3 separate regions of the Homo sapiens genome follow, and all the other regions are linked to region 1. Evidence: chromatin loops called from intact Hi-C (ENCODE). Cell type or tissue: gastrocnemius medialis. All regions are shown on one strand. Each heading gives the region's core, and the rest is flanking DNA. Links, peaks and the distances in the headings are about the cores only.

The links. Hi-C counts contacts between places; a loop is a spot of excess contacts. Peaks named below come from ENCODE experiments on the same cell type or tissue, not always from the same donor. Only the 100,000 strongest peaks of a DNase experiment are listed, where the experiment ranks them.
Region 2: it touches region 1 in a loop (3-fold over the local background); 1 of 110 quality-filtered maps calls a loop at or near these places.
Region 3: a loop joins it to region 1, with 5 times the contacts of the local background. A loop is called at or near these places in 1 of 110 quality-filtered maps.

Annotation. Positions count from the first base shown.
Region 1 is chr5:133,818,145-133,823,567 of GRCh38, forward strand. It overlaps a transcript of FSTL4 not described here. Among named protein-coding and RNA genes, the nearest start is that of WSPAR, 93 kb to the right of the region's middle. In gastrocnemius medialis, for the core only: no CTCF peak of the experiment used is centred there; a DNase peak (open chromatin) is centred at 2,557; H3K27ac peaks cover 3,240 bases.
Region 2 is chr5:133,989,867-133,995,289 of GRCh38, forward strand. It overlaps VDAC1 (voltage dependent anion channel 1), which reads right to left. Exons shown (of 9, transcript NM_003374.3): 2 at 3,080-3,152; 3 at 2,440-2,489; 4 at 1,136-1,288; 5 at 989-1,041. The coding sequence starts at 3,146. Among named protein-coding and RNA genes, the nearest start is that of VDAC1, 12 kb to the right of the region's middle. In gastrocnemius medialis, for the core only: no CTCF peak of the experiment used is centred there; a DNase peak (open chromatin) is centred at 2,755; H3K4me3 peaks cover 421 bases; H3K27ac peaks cover 5,000 bases.
Region 3 is chr5:133,950,868-133,956,290 of GRCh38, forward strand. C5orf15 (chromosome 5 open reading frame 15) reads right to left here. Exons shown (of 3, transcript NM_020199.3): 3 at 4,643-5,423. It overlaps LOC105379182 (a long non-coding RNA gene), which reads right to left and starts at 2,745. Exons shown (of 5, transcript XR_948797.3): 1 at 2,304-2,745; 2 at 20-178. In gastrocnemius medialis, for the core only: no CTCF peak of the experiment used is centred there; DNase peaks (open chromatin) are centred at 2,274 and 2,621; H3K4me3 peaks cover 336 bases; H3K27ac peaks cover 2,029 bases.

The DNA of each region.
Region 1 (5,423 bases), core at 281-5,280:
GATGAATCACATCTTACCTCATCACAGCCCTCAGCATGCTCCAGGTCCCAGAAATTCTGATAGCAGCAGCAAGAGTCAACAATGGGCCGTGGATTAACAGCATTTACTCTGCAAGGAGCTGCCAGGACTGGGAACACACAGCATGGCCATGCAGGGGCTGTTGGCCAGAGAAGCAGCCCCATCACAGAGCCCAGCTGCAGGCCAGTACTGAAGGCCTGGGTCTTGCTGCTTTGGGTCACTCCCAATTTCATCCACATCCTAAACTCCACTAGCTCTGTGTGCTGCCTCCTTGCTGGATCCAGCTACTGGAGAGGGGAGCCGGCTGTGTCACTGGGGAACTTAACAAGGCTAATTCCACTGAAACCTCCATTAACTTTACTACTTCTGTGTAAGTGTTTCATTGTAAATAATGATTCCCCACCACAGAAACACACTGCCAGAATCTCCCGGCGGACATAAAATTAAATCCAGCCCCCACAGCCTACTCACGAAGTGCATTGTGATAGCTGCATAATCTTCCAAACCACAGAGGGCTGCAAGCACTTTCCACCAATTTCAGGGGAGGCTTGACTTTAATCTGCCCTAATGAACAGATCTATGCACCCCTACACCTTCCCCTGCCTCACACCAAATCCCCTTTCAATTCAGATTCCTTTTTGAGGATGAATTGTACCACAGTTCTGAGCACAAAAGAACCTCACTCATCTCAGACAAGGACTCAGCTTAAAGCCCCCCACCCAGCCCTTCTCTTCCAACAAAGTCCAGGAGAAGATGTTTTAGAAGATACTATATATATATATATGTACACACACACACACGTACGCATGCACACACACACAATTTCCAGGAAGATCAGCAGAATTTCTAGAACGAAGGAGATCTGCCCAGCCGTCCACCCACATGCCCACCGCCCACACACATAGCTTCCCCAATCCTTTCTCAATGCTGGGTCGGAACCTGCTGTTTCCCTGCCTTGCGTACACATGAAACACTTCCCTCCAACCCTGGAGAGAGACTGCACAAGGTTCAGCTAAAATAAGAACCACCTAGAACAAGAAAGTGAAGTCAACTTCACTTTGAAAATAAACAGGCATGCCCTCTGTCTCTCCCAGCCTGGGCAAGGGACAGGAACAGCTTTTGGGTGCAGGGCCCTTGGGAGGAAGCCTTCCCTTCTGAGTTTTTAGATGCAGGTTTCAGGAATGCCCGGACCACCAAGCCTCTGTCTGCTCCCTGCTCACACCCTGCTCCTCCACTCTGCTCAGTGGCTGAGAAGCATGGAGGTGTCATTGCTGAGCTCTCAGGAGCCTCTCTGACCTCCTGGAACCCGCACAAGGCTCTTCACCCTCTCTGTGCAACGACACTCAGCCTGAGGGGTGCACTGAACTGTAGGCTATAATTTAAGCATCTGTTTGTGTGCTCTTCACTTGCTAAACTCATAGCACCGTTGGAGGCGCAGGCAGGTTTAGGTGACCCGAGAAATTCACAATACATCCACAGATCAAGATGAAACCGGGCTGCCCACGCATTGTTCCAGATGAGACCTCCTGTTTCCACATTCAAATTTCCAATTCTGATTTTAAAGAAGAAAAGGAATAGTCTGTTTTTCAAAAACTAAAATCCTGAATGAAGCCTTGCACATAAAGAATATTCAGGCTGAGGGACCTCCACATCAACTGCTCCTGGCCAGCACCTCCTTGTTAATCAAATGACAGTGTGGCAGCCACCCTCCCTGCCCTTGGAGATGGGGCTGCTGCGTTTAGTCCTCACAGCAGCCCCATCGGGCATTAGTTTCAGCTCCATTTTTCACATGAGGAGGTGGCCGCTCATAGGTACACTGACTTGCTCAAGGTCACACAACTATAGAAAACGGCAGAAGGAAGACTCAAACTTGGGTCTTCTTGCTCCAAATCCTCTTCCCAGCACGGCACGGCGCAGGTTCTGCAGTGCCTCGTGTCAGCAGGCCTGAGGGGTTGCAGTCGCAGAGGCCTGTGTCCTCCAGGGCCCCTTTCCACCCATGCCTCCTCCCCCAGAAGTCCTTCCCCACAGAGCAGCACAGCTTCCCCGGGCCGGCTGGGAGGGTCCAGCTGTCACGCTGCATTTCTCTCCACTTATTTCTGCTTCCCTCATGACCTCCGTTTCAACAAGATGTGCCTTTAAATTAGATCCCAGAAGGAACTTCAAGGCAAATTCCCACATTTGTGACGTTTATGGAACTTGTCATTGTTTATGCTATTATAGTGCCATCAGCTGTGAGGGCACATTCTTCCTGGTTACAACATTGTTTTTCTTCCCTTTGGGAGGGAAGCACCCTTGAAACCAGAGGCTTGTCTGGTACCCGCATAACCTCCTTATTCCCTACTCCACTTATGTATATTTTTCTCTGTGGATCATGTACATGGTCTTTCAATTTCATGTCTGTGATTTATACATTGCAGTGTTTGCTATCCTCTGTACAACAGAGAGAAAATAGTTACTTTACAGGAAGAACAATGTGACAGGCTCCCAACTCTGCAACATTCGCCAAACCCGGAGTCAAGTGCAGCTTTAGCTTTCGTAAGTGTTGGAATTTAGGCTTCATGTTTCACTTACTCTTGCAGGCAACTGAAGAGCAGAAACCAACTGTTTGTGGCCAGCCCTGAGCTAGGGACCAAGGAAGAACCAAGACATGTAATATCTTATATCCTCTCCCTGGGGACTTCTCAACTTGTTGGAGGGAAAAAAGATACATTAAACTATTAGAAAACAATGCAATGTATGTTATTGATAGTGTATTCTAATAAATAAGCTGCTATTTTCAGAAAAGGGTGGTAATAGGAGATGTTTCGGATTTGAAGGGAAGTTATACAAGAAAACATTGATTGTGTTTGAAAACTATACATTTTCTGAAAACTTGTTATAATGTATCCCTTTAAAAGCTTAATACAAACTATCTCATAGGCTGTTGCCAAGCTTTGAAAAGTCCACAAGGAGGTAAGGAAAGAAAGAAATTATTAAATTGTAAAAATACTGATTAAAGGAAGAAGACCCTTTCTTTAGAAAAAATAATATTCTTCTGATTAGTCACAGAATTTCTTGAGGGTTTCATGCTAACATCATGCCTTCAGCAAAAGGTCAAGTTTTCCTTCTCATCTGGTTCTTGATCAGCCTGAGCTAAAGACAGACCCTCCCTGGAAATGAGCCATCAAGGATGAAAGAGACAGAAGCTGAATTTAGCAGGAGGGAGAATGAAGATGAAAAGTGAAAGCAAACAGGGGTAGGACGCAGCCCCAGTGACCACATGTCCTGGCTTGCTGGGACAATTCAATTTACACCCACTGTTCCAGCATTAATTATTAACAGTGTCCCTTTTCCTTACCAGAATAATCCTGATTGGGACAATAAGTAACATGGGCCACTCTAGAAACAGTGGGAACAAGAGTCCAGAGGCAGGAATTGGCAGTGTGTGTGCTCAGGGGTGAGAGGTGCTATGAAGACTCCAGCTCAAGTGGAGAGTTGAGCACATGTGGGGACAGGGAAGAGGGCACTGTGGAGGAGGCGCAGGACTGGATCCAACAGGGCCCAGAAGCCAGCAGGGAGGAGCTCCTACTTCATCCCATGGGTTTATTAGGGAGTCACTAAGGATTCTTGAGCAGGATAATTATGACCCCAGGCAACATGCTCAGAAAGGACAAGGAGTGAGATACCAGAGAAAAGGAGACTGGTCGGAAATTCAGTTGCCAGGAACGTAGCGGTGCAAGGAGGAGGAACACAAAAGGCAGGAGGATCAGATGCCAAGGGTCTTATGGGAGCCCAACGGGGGCACAGTGAGAAGGGAAGAATGAAGACAAGTGACCCTGGGGGGTCACACTCAGGCATATTTCTCAATCAAACCTCCTGCACTTCTTGAGTGACAAAGATGACTTGCCTCCAAGACTCTGCATTGCAAGAACAAAGAGAAAAGCTGATATGACAAAATGCTTAGAATTATGTCTTTGATGTATGAACACTCCTCGCCCCCTGGACCCTGATAAACAGAGTTCACCCCAGAATCCCTTGATGTATCCAAAGTGCACATCTTTAATAACAAGAGGTCTCTGAAGGTAGATTTCCTCTTCCATTTGTGGAGCTATTTCAATTTTTAGGGGCTTGGAGATGCTTCCGATTAATTGTTAAGTTAGCCTTTTGAGACCTCAATTTATATGCAGCATTGACCAGTGTCTGCAAATAATCTGAGCAGAGGAAGGAATAGATCCTTAGGAAATTAATGTAATCGTTTCAGCTCATTATTTGAAGAGCATATTCTCAGAGCCCAGAAACTTCATTCATTCATTCAAAATTGCTCTGAAATCCAATTAAAATCAGGGGTCACACACAGAACCATTGTTTATTTCTTCATTACTGAGATGGGAGAGTAGACTTTAAAACTGCAGAAATCTAAGGAAGGTGAGGGTGGAGCCGTGGGAAATCAGGGAGGGTCCCTGGTGAAGCCAGAAAGCTAAGGATGTGAACATTCCGGGGGCGTCATGGAAAGGCACACGCACCGATGCTCCTGGAAAGGCAACATTTCAACAAGAATATGAATCCCATCTTTAATAAATAGTTTTTAGTCCTTCAGCAGATATTAAACATCCTTTTTCGGACCCACGAACTCTAACGCCATGCAAAAGGAAGCCCAAAACCAAAAAACAAAGAGTAGAGAATTACCTCCCAGAGGTAATTCTGCCAGAAGTCTGAAGATATGTGGGAAGGAAATGTGATTCATTTATTCATGTGTCCTTTTAACAATATCCATAGAGATCTTACCTAAACTACAGCAGTGAACAAATCAGACAGTCTCTCTGCCCTGGAGTAGCTTTCATGTGGGGGCAGGAGGTGGGGTTGGGGGCATGGGCATGGAAACAGACCATGAACAATAGACAAAGTAAACAGGTAAAGCATATGGTACATTAGAAGGTGATCAAGTGCCATAGCGTTCAGGAGACAAACCTTCAAGGCAAGAAGTCAAGAACTTCTGGATGGGCAAGAACAAAACAGGAAAAGAAAGCAGAGCCCAGAGCTGGTCACCACCAGGTGCTCCTGGGCCATTCATAGGTCCCAATCAGCTCCTCTCAAAAGTAGCTTCAGCACCCCAGGAAATAAGTTGAAATTAAAACATCAGAAGAGGGTGTCCCACAGCAGCCCTGCTGGTCCCCTGAGCAACAATTACATTCCACAGGAAAGGACTTCAGCACAGCCCCAAATCATGCCCCTGTACCCAGAATCTCTCCCCAGCCCTGCACTCTCCTCCTCTCCAGGGGCTGGTTTGGGCCCCCTTGGACAGAGGGAGTGATGAGGCCTTAGTCTGAAAGTCAGTCTTAGGGGACTTGTCACACAGAGGGGAGATCTCACTGGAAGCCAGATCCTCAGGATGTCAGAGACTCAAACACCCAGCAGGTCTGAGAATA
Region 2 (5,423 bases), core at 189-5,188, 170 kb after region 1:
GGTCAGGCTGGTCTCAAACTTCCGACCTCAGGTGATTTGCCTGCCTCAGCCTCCCAAAGTGTTGGGATTACAGGCGTGAGCCACCACGCCCGGCCCACAATTTTTAAAAACTGAAATTCAGTACATGCCCTTGACCCTAACATCACTATATAAAACATCTTCCCCAGGTTTGGAAGACCCACCAATATGAGTGGAAAAAAACAAGGGTGTATTCTAAAAGGGAATAATTCCTTCTAGGCACTTTGAAAAGCACCCAGGAATTGAGGCAGACTACCATGCTATCATGCCAAGTGATGGTCAAGAACTAACAAGCCTATTACATCTGTGGCCAGAAGGCCTGGGGAAAGTGCAGCCTCAGGAGCCACCTTGCAGTTACACCCACAGGGTCTCAGTGTCCCTAAGCAGCAGGAAGCTGGGAGAAGGACTTCCATGCCTGAAGAAATGAGGCTGGCAACAGTGACCAGTTAGGCCCTGCTTCCAAATGTCACCCACTCCCGTTTGGTCATAGCCACTTACATCACCAGCAGCCTAACTCACATGAAATGGCTATTACTGAACAGAAATCCTGCAACCTCCATGGCAGAAACTAGGAGAACACTAACAAAATGCAGAATCTTATTACAAAACACGGCTAAACACTGGTCTGAATCCTCTATTAGAAAGTGAGCTCCTTGGCGGGTAACAATCATGGCCTGGGCACCCTTAGATCTCCAGATGGGCACAGGGCCAAGCACAGGTGGCACTTAGAAATCGTTTGTTGGGTAAACACCAGTCCTGAATTAGGAAGTGCTCATTATAGCATAGTCTGTTAGTGCATAGATGTGGATACGACCCCTGGGACCAAATCAAAACCAGAGGACTTAAATCGCCAGGTCTCGGAGACCATATTTTAGGTGCTGTCAGCCCCCAAAACATTTTGTCACAAAGGGCTTCCACCACCTGCAACATCAGAGAACATCCTTGTGGAGAAAACAGATGAAACTCTTACCCAGTGTTAGGTGAGAAGGATGAATCGAAGGTCAGCTTCAGTCCACGTGCAAGCTGAACAGAAAAGAAATTTGCCACTAGATTTAGTCACAAGGCAGGCTGGCAGATGCGAATTAATAAATCCACATCTTTTCACAGCAGCCATTACCTGATCTTCCACAGTAATCTCGGTGCCTAGTGTATTGTCGGTATTCCATTTCTCTGTAAACGTCAGGCCGTACTCAGTCCATCTGTACTTGGTTTCCAGACTGCCCGTCACTTTGGTGGTCTCAGTGTTGGCTGAGCCTGAGCTTGTAAATTCCTTCAAAGGAGAGAGAAGAGTCACAGCCTGCACCATAGCACTCACTTGGCTTCACTTCACTCCTAAACACTATACTTGCCTTTCTGCAAGAGGCAAGACCCTGAATGTGGGGGGGCCAAGGCTAACTCTACAATTCAAATAGATATTTAAAGTACAGATGGGAGTAAAGGAGCCTGCTATGTAAAGAAATCTTATGGGGAATTTGTTGTCAGCAGACAGCTTCCTTCCTCCCTGTAACTCTTCAGTCTGGACAGGAAAGCATCTCCCTTCCATCCTGGCTCCAGGGCAGTACAGAGAAAAAGCACTGAGCTAAAGCTGACACAGCGGTAATTCAAACCCAAAACTTCTTTCTTCCAACAATTACTGCACACATAATTTCAAAGGGACTACTAAGATTACTTTAAAAACACTTATGTGGTTGAATGCAGGTGAATTTGAAAATAAGAAGCACAAGGAAAACTAAAACTGAGACCTGACCCATTCTCCTCTATTACCCGCTGCTGAACTGGGGGCCTACTGGCATGGTTCCCCTGGACCACCCATCATGCAGAAAATGGAATGAATGTGAAAACCACAAAAACTGCCAGAATAAAAAAAAAAAAGTACCTTCTTTTGGCTTTGCGGGCCAGGTCACGACAGTTATTTGTTGATCTACAACAAATTCCCACGTTCCATACAATGGTCACTATTTGGGTAATGGGTACACTAGAAGCCCAAACCTCACCATTACACAATACATCCATGTAACAAACCTGCACATGTACACCCTGAATCTAAAATCTTTTTTAAAAATAAAAATAAGCCAGGCGCAGTGGCTCATGCCTATAATTCCAGCACTTTGGGAGGCCAAGGTGGGCGGATCACCTGAAGTCGGGAGTTCAAGACCAGCCTGACCAACATGGAAAAACCCCGTCTCTATTAAAAATACAAAATTAGCCGAGCATGGTGGCGGGTGCCTGTAATCCCAGCTACTCGGTAGGCTGAGGTAGGAGAATCGCTTGAACCCAAGAAGTGGAGGTTGTGGTGAGCTGAGATCACGCCATTGTACTCCAGCCTGGGCGACAAGAGCAAAACTCCATCTCAAAAATAAATAAATAAAATAAAATAAAAATAAATAAATACTCATGTTCCATGTGGGTTGGACAACTTACCAATCCATTCTCAGATTTTGTTTTCAAATCAAGCTTTATTAAGCCAAATCCTAAAGAAAGAAGAAGACAACTGTCAATAGGTTAAATAACTAGAGAACAGCACCTCTGCCTCCCTCATGGTTGCTTCAGGATGCTTTTTTAAAAAGAAGCACACTCCTGCCACAGGGGCTGAGGGCACCCAGTCTCTGCTGCTGCTCGTGGGGGGAGCTCTCAGCTGCCATGGAACAGCAGCAGACAGAATGGGCACCCCCACCTGGGTCCCACCTGCACTCCCAGCAGGGTCTGATAAGAAGACACCTGACAGCTGGCAAAGACACAGTTACTGGGCCTCGTGGGCATGTGCCTAAGCACAGGCTAAATATAGAAGCCGCGCTCCACTGCAGCAGCTTCCACAGGGCTGCTCCACACTTGGAAAAGAAAACAAGAATACCCACTTGACAGCACCAATGCAGGAGCCTGTCCAACTGGGTGCACAACCAAAGTTGCTACAATTGCCACACAAATGAAAGCTTCTTTTTTCCCTCACGTGAAAGTTCAGAACAGCTGACCTACCCAGGTCTCCTAAACAGTTATCGGTAAAGTCTCAAACATGCCAACTCAGTCTGTGAGCTGAAAGGCACCCCCTCTCTGCAACACTCACCATAGCCCTTGGTGAAGACATCCCTGGCAGATTTGCCAAGATCGGCATACGTGGGTGGCACAGCCATCTTCTGCTATGATAAAAGAATCACCAGAATAAATGCATTGATAATTAGGGAAATTAGCTTTCCATCAATAACAATTATTAGATGTAATTAGCAACCAATAAAAATCACCTAGCACTAAGACTACCAGGTAGCTTATCCTCCCAGATGGGCCAAGAAGCCCTTGCTGTCTTGTCCTTCATTTTGTGGCCAGAGCTTGAGACACTCAATGAGTCTTTGTTGACAGATGATCAACAATTTAGACCTCTCCTCCTCAGCATCCCCAGGACTGAGCCCAGGCCCAGAACAGAGTAGGAGTCAGGAAATATTTGCTTAATGAATAAACTGTCAAAGACACATTCCCATGAGCCAGTGACTTTACTGAATTGTAGGACTGTTGCCAATAAAACATATCATCTTACAAAATGTCAGCTACTAGGACATTAAATGTACCGAATAGAAATCAGAGCTTTTCATGGGAACATCATTTTCCATGTGGCTCTGATTTCATTCATTCAACAAATATTTATGGAGTACCTACTATATGCCAGGATGGGCCCAACTTTTCACAAAACTTTTGGACTTTATGGGAACCCACTTCATATTTCTCATAGAGAATACAGTAAAACCAAACCAGTTTGGCAGCTCTTCACATGGAAAAAACCCAAATACATCCTCCAAATACATTAAACAAATATTTATTGAGCTCCAGTGTAACTTTATTTTTAAAACCAACCATCAAAGGACTACTTGGGATTGCTGCATATCACTAAGTCAATCAACAAACATTTATTAAGCACCTCGGTGTTCAAGGAAGGAGAGTAACTCAAATAGTCTTTGCCCTAAGGACCACACTGCATTCCTGGAAGGCTTTGCTTTGGCATGCTGTATATGCTGTGTACACAGGATTAATATCCTAATCTGGGACTGTACATGGTGTGCTCTGCCCAGGAGGAGAGGGGGTCATGCATGAGAAAGCCTCATCTCCTGCACCTTCTCCATCCCCAGAATCATTAGTCTCAACCAGAAGGACCATTCCATTCGTTTTAAAATACAGTATACCTAAATTATCAAAATTCATCTGCATATATACCATCTGAAGTTACATGTATATATATTCACACAAATAAACACATATATGACATGCTCCTGGCATGTCATATGACATGATATGCTTCCATATCATCAATGGAAGTTGCATTCTTGGCCAAAGCTTTAACTTCAAAGGCATTGCAGGAGGCCACAGACTCACTGAGTATGTTGTAAAAGAAACAGTATAAACTTCTACAATTTTAAATTGTGAAGTTGTGATCCAGGTCCTACTTTACTTTTTCCAGATGCTTTGTTAATTTTATCCCAGCTCACTTTTGTGTCAGAGCACAGACAGAAGAGCAGCGAGCTGTTTACTCTGTCCTATTTTTGTCGCTGCTGTGTTATTTCTTGCACATGATCAGGCTGAAACCATGGACAGGTCAGCCCACATTAGTATCAGGGTAGAGAGATGAGGGGGGAAGATCCATTTTACACTGCCCGCCACTGGCTCTTTCCAGTCTGGGGGCTCCCCTCTCCCCACTTGTTCCTCCCTCCCAAACTAACCCTGTAGGTGCATCCCCCCGGGATAGACCAGGAAACCACCCACCAGAACCTCAAGAAATACCCTTTACCTGACACCTTCCTAGGAGAACAACTCTGGATTGAAAGCTGAGGCAATGTAACCCCAGGCAGACACAGAACATAACAGTAACGGGCCCAGAACATTCTCCACCCGACAGGGTTAACAAACCATCAGTGAACCAAGTACCCCTCTTCAGTGCTATGCCTCCCAGGGGGGCCACAAACTCAGCCGGGGTGGGGGCTGGGGAAGCAGAAGGAGAAGCAGTCCAGTGGTAATATCTGTGGGTCACCTAAGACCTCCCTGGACCTTAGGAGCCAGAGCCTTCCCCACGACTCTCCCCTGACCCCACAGAAGAGACGCCTCCCAGACACAGCAGCCTTCACATCTGGACTGGTCCCCGCTCAGGATAAAGGCAGAGCACTCATCCATTAAATGTTCCCCAAATGCCCTCTCTCATCGCTAATCCCCAAAATCCAACAAGCACAGCCACCTGTCAAAAAACACCCCACCCACAGCAAACATCAGCCTGAAGTACAAGGCCACTAAAGAGATTACCACCCAAGGACAAGGCACTCAGAGAGCAGAGCTCAGAAGAGCAGACCGGACCCCTCCTGGGGCCTCTAGGAGCTCCGACACGGCCAAGCTCTTTTGGGGCTGTGGGGTTCCACAACACAACCATGTAGTTG
Region 3 (5,423 bases), core at 189-5,188, 130 kb after region 1:
AATAATTTCTTTTTCTTACCTTCTGTAGCTGTTTCATTTTCTAGAGTTATGGGGAATTAGTGATAGAGAGCAGGGAGTATGGAAACAGACCATGCCTTAATTCAAATCCCAGCTCTCTCTCATCAGCTCCATGACCTTGCGCAACTTGCTTAAACTTTCCATGCTCCTGGCTCCTTATCTGTAAAATGAGGATAATAATAGTAACTGCCTTATTGGGTTGGTTGCACACACAGAAATGGCAAATACTCAATCCGTAGTAAGCCCTGTGTTAGCTGTTATCAGAATGTCTAAATTACCTTTATAAGGAAAAAAAAGTAAAATGCAGTTTTCAGCCTATAGCATTCATCACACTTCACTATGATTCTTTTTCTTCTCTACCTGACAGTGGGCACCACAAGGGCAGAGACAGCATTTGCCTTGAACCACTCTGTCTTCCCAGCACGCAGCACAGGGCCTGAGTAGAAGAAGTCCAGGTGTTTTCCTTTTAATGCAGTGCCATGGTCATAGTAGAGTGTGGACCCCTGAGAGTGACCCTCCACGGCCCAAGCCCTGCCTCCATCCATGCTCCCTGAGGCGAGGCTGAGGCATACATACCGTGTAGCCTAAAAGTAGCCACCTCTCTGGGGTCCTCGGTCCCCTTGCCTCTCTGCTGTCTATTCTTGGGAACAGTCCAGGGAATGATGGGAAGGGCCCCTTGGCCTCTTTATTGGGAAAGGATGAGGCTGGAGAACAGGGAATGGGGTTGAGAGGCTCCAAAGGAGACCCACCTATTCCCTAATAGGACCATGCATGCCTGGATGGTTCAGGAGAAACCCAGCTCTGACCAGCTGTGTGCCTCAAGGTAGTCCCAAGGGGACTAGGGAAGGCAGCCTCAGGACTGTGGGCTATCCCTCCTTGGTGGACTCGAGGCTCAAGCTGGCTCTTCTGTGGTCAGTGACATGGTGAAAACTCCTTCTTATGCACAAAATCCTTCCACAAACATCAATCCATTTACTCTTCCTAACAGACTAGCGAGCTAATCAATCACTCATTTTATAAGGTAGGAGACTGCAACAGGCACAGCATGCTCAGACTATGGTCATCCAGCCCTGGCCTCAACCCATACCCTTCTTTCCCTCCATTTCTCCCTAGGTCTGTCTTCCTAGAAGACCAGGTAGGTGCCACATGGGCCAGGATGACCTCAGTCCCAGCAAGGTGCAGGACATTCGAGTTAGCCCTCAAGACCCTTGACCCTTCCTCATTTCCAAGGAACAGTCAGGAAAAATGGCCTGGGGAGGACGCTCAGCCTAGGGGTTAGGCCCAGAGAGGGATTCCAACCCAGGCCTGTATGATTTCATGGCCCATCCTAGCTCTGGCAGGGCCCACTGCAAAGCATGGCCTCCTCAGGTGGGAGTGCTGTCCAATCCACATGCCAAGGGGAGAGAAGCACAAAGGGCCCTATGAGAAGAAAGGCATCCAGGAAGTCAAGGATCCCCAGAACATGGCATCTCTGGGTTTCCCAGCAGAGAAATGAGGCAGTTTTGAGGTTGTGAGAGAAAGAGGCATAGGGTTTCAGAGTGGAACTGTTAGGATAGGTGGAGAAAGGCTTCCTAAGTAAGGAGTAGGGTTTTTTTAATCTAGAGCCTCATTAGATTAAAAAACCCCTCGGCCAGACGCAGTGGCTCACGCCTGTAATCCCAGCACTTTGAGAGGCTGAGGCGGGCAGATCATCTGAGGTCGAGAGTTTGAGACCGGCCTGACCAACATGGAGAAACCCCATCTCTACTAAAAATACAAAATTAGCCAGGCATTGTGGTGCATGCCTATAATCTCAGCTACTTGGGAGGCTGAGGCAGAGGAATTACTTGAACCCGGGAGGCGGAGGTTGTGGTGAGCCGAGATCGTGCCACTGCATTCCAGCCTGGGCAACAAGAGCTAAACTCCATCTCAAAAAAAAAAAAAATCCCTCATGGCATAGGCACTGCATTAAAAGCAAAACACCTGGATTCCTTTTACTCAGGCCCTGTGCTGCGTGCTGGGATGACAGAGTGGTTCAAGCCAGATGCTGTTTCTGCCCCTATGGTGCCCACTGGTACCAGCTAGTACAGATGGGTCTGGGACTCTTTAGGATGGAGTTAGAAGAGAGGTGGGCTTAGACCTCATGGGGTAGAAGCTGCTGCTTACTGGTCCAAAATCAGGCTCCCTTGAGCCACTTAAACAGCCTAGACAGCAGGCCATTACCACAGACGGCTACTGAGATGTGAGTCAGAAACAGCTCCAGCTCTGAGCTCCAGTGGTGCAATTGGTTAGCATGTGGTACTTACACAGAAATAGCCCTGGCTCCATTTCCAGAATCTGTCCCAGCAACTTCCGCTCCTAACGTCGAAATGAAAACAGAATCCAGCTAATTGAAGAGAACCACCCCAAATATCCTGGCTCAAGCTGTGCTGAGTCAGGCCAGACTGACAACCTCAGGACAGCCTTCTTTTCTGTTCCCTTGGAAGACATTTGGTCCTCGAAAGACTTTTAACCTTTTGAACTTCAGCTGGGAAGGATGAACTGCTTCACACTGAACCCAGAAGGGAGGCAAACTGCTGCACCAGCAAACCAGGCTGAAAGAAGGCCAAAGGGCAAAGCCAGCCCTGCTCACCCCACCCCACACACAGGATGGGGGAGAACTGGAACATCGGCAGCAGTGCCGGCAGTGATCTCCTTCACCTTCAACAGGCAGCACCTGCTCTGATGAGAACCTGGGATTTGGAGGAAGGGGTGATATCTCATACAACTATTGTGGGCTTTAGCTTCCCGTAGAATTGTGGATGTGCACATAAGGACTGACACGCTGTACTCGGCTCTGATCCCGCATTCATCTGTGTACCCAGGACGTTAGTAGTATTGGACTCTATGCAGACTATGTGATCTTGTGCAGAGCCTGAGTTGTCTTGGTTTTCTCCTCATCTAATTTCTCAAATACTTCATTGAATAACAATTTAAAGGGGCCTAGCAGGTGCCAGGTAATGAGCTTGGGGCTGGAGAGCAGTAAGAGCCAGTTCCTGTTCTCAAGCAACTCACTCGGTGGGGCAAACCACACATTCCGCAAGAGCTTGCACTCACGCTCAGGAGATCACATTTAAAATCAAGAAAGCCCAGTCAAGGTATGTGGTATGGTTTAGACCTGTGTCCTGCCCAAACTTCACGTCGAATTGAAGTCCCCAGTGTTGGAGGTGGGGCCTGGTGGGAGATGACTGGATCATGGGGGTGGTTTTCTCATGGTTTAACACCATCTCCCTTGGTGCTGTTCTCATGATAATGAGTTCTCATGAGATCTGGTGATTTAAAAGTGTATAGTAAGGCCAGGCACAGTGGCTCATGCCTGTAATCCCAACACTTTGGGAGGCCGAGGCGGGTGGATCATTTGAGGTCATGAGTTCAAGACCAGCCTGGCCAACATGGTAAAACCCCACCTCTACTAAAAAATAAAATAAAATACAAAATACAAAAATTAGCTGGGAGTGGTGGCAGGTGCCTGTAGTCCCAGCTACTCAGGAGGATGAGTCAGGAGAATCACTTGAACTCAGGAGGTGGAGGCTGCAATGAGCCAAGACTGCACCACTGCACTACAGCCTTGGTGAAAGAGCGAGACTGTCTCAAAAAAAAAAAAAAAAAAAAAAAAAAAAGAAACTGTGTAGTACATTCCCCCTTACTCTCTCTTGCTCCTGTTCCTGTCATGTGAGACAACTGCTCCCCTTTCGTCTTTCACAATGATGGTAAGCTTCCTGAAACCTCCCCAGAAGCTGAGCAGATGCCAGCATCATGCTCCCTCCACAGCCTGCAAAACAGTGAGCCAATTAAACTTCTTTTCTTTATAAATTATCCAGTCTCGGGTATTTCTATAGCAATGTGAGAACAGACTAATATAACATGCCTGCCTGACTGCCCAAATTCTAAATGTCTGTTTCTGTCTGCCCCACAAGTTCCAACACATTCCTTTTCAGCTAAGACACAGAAACGGGAGCTAAAAGGTAATCTATTATACCATTAGTACCAAAATCGGGTGCAGAGCTTCAGGTCTGACCAGAAAGTGAGTCTAGTCTAGGAGAAAGGAGCAGATAACACCACACAGGAGGAGGTGGCATGAGGTTGTGAGGCTCAACTGTGGCCCCTGCGTGCCTAGTCCCTAGCACTAGTTCCTAGTGCTCAAGTGCCTCTGTGAGACTCCAGGGGCATTTTTAATCAATGTATGATCTGATGCTCCAAAAGTCTGAGGCTACTTAATTGCAGCACTGTGACCTAGGTGGCTGGACCACCAGGAAGTACCCAAGAATCCCCCAATCCACTAAGGGGGATGAGCCTCCACACTCGGGGAGCCTTCCATCCCAGATAGTGACCCCAGGATGCTAGAAAGAGCACACTGATTTAGCCACTTTGCTTTTCTTTGCCATCCTACTTTGCTACAGTTTTCAATAAACTTCAGTACCTCGCAGTAAGTTGGACCTAAAGAAGAATTTAGCAATGTAAGTGGAATTCATAGAGGCAGAGTTGCACTGCTGAGAGGGACACCTGCAAGTGAATCAGGTTAGATTGCTCCCAGACATACACTACTCCCCGTCACCACCTAAATGTCATCACTGAAATGAAACACAGAAACACACTCGTGAAATCATAGATTTATATCTTTGCCATTTATTTTTTAAAATCTTATTCAAAATATTAAATAATAGTTTCAGATATGAAAAAAATTACTGCAATAAAACGGTTCAGGGGTATTTCCATTGTGCTTCCCTTCCCTATTAGGAAAGTACACTGTCCGCCCAAGAGACAGGATGGACGGCCTTCTTCCAGCTCTACATAAAGCGCAAGCCCACTGGCTCACCCGGGTCCTGCTTAACATATATTAGGGCTATGTTTTCTAAAAAGCTGTAGTGACACTTGTAAGTCAACCATGGTTCAAATCACATATTTACATATTGATCAATTCTTTATGATAGAAAGACAGACATAAATGAATCCCATAGTAAATACTTTCCAGTTGCCATAAAAAACAAAAACAAAGAAAACAAGTGTGGGGGAAAAAAGGTAATTGTACACAAATATCCTTTATGTATACAAACAACTTCATTCAGGTATAATTTTAATTTGAAAGACCTAGGTACAGTATTATTTAAGTGATAATGACCCCTAAGATTTATTCAAATTTACTGTAAAATAATAAACGAAGTAAACGAATCTGATATAATTTTAAACTCTGCCCATTGCTTGAAACCTTGGAGGAACCCATGCTACAATCAATTGCTAACTAAAAGCAATTGTACATGTATTTAACATTTTACCAGTTTCTGCTTCTAAATTTAATATAGTAATTCCAACCAAAAAAATAGTATCTCTGTAACATTTTATCTATGTCCACTGCAAGCTGCAGAGTCTCTGTTGCCAAGATTTCTTGA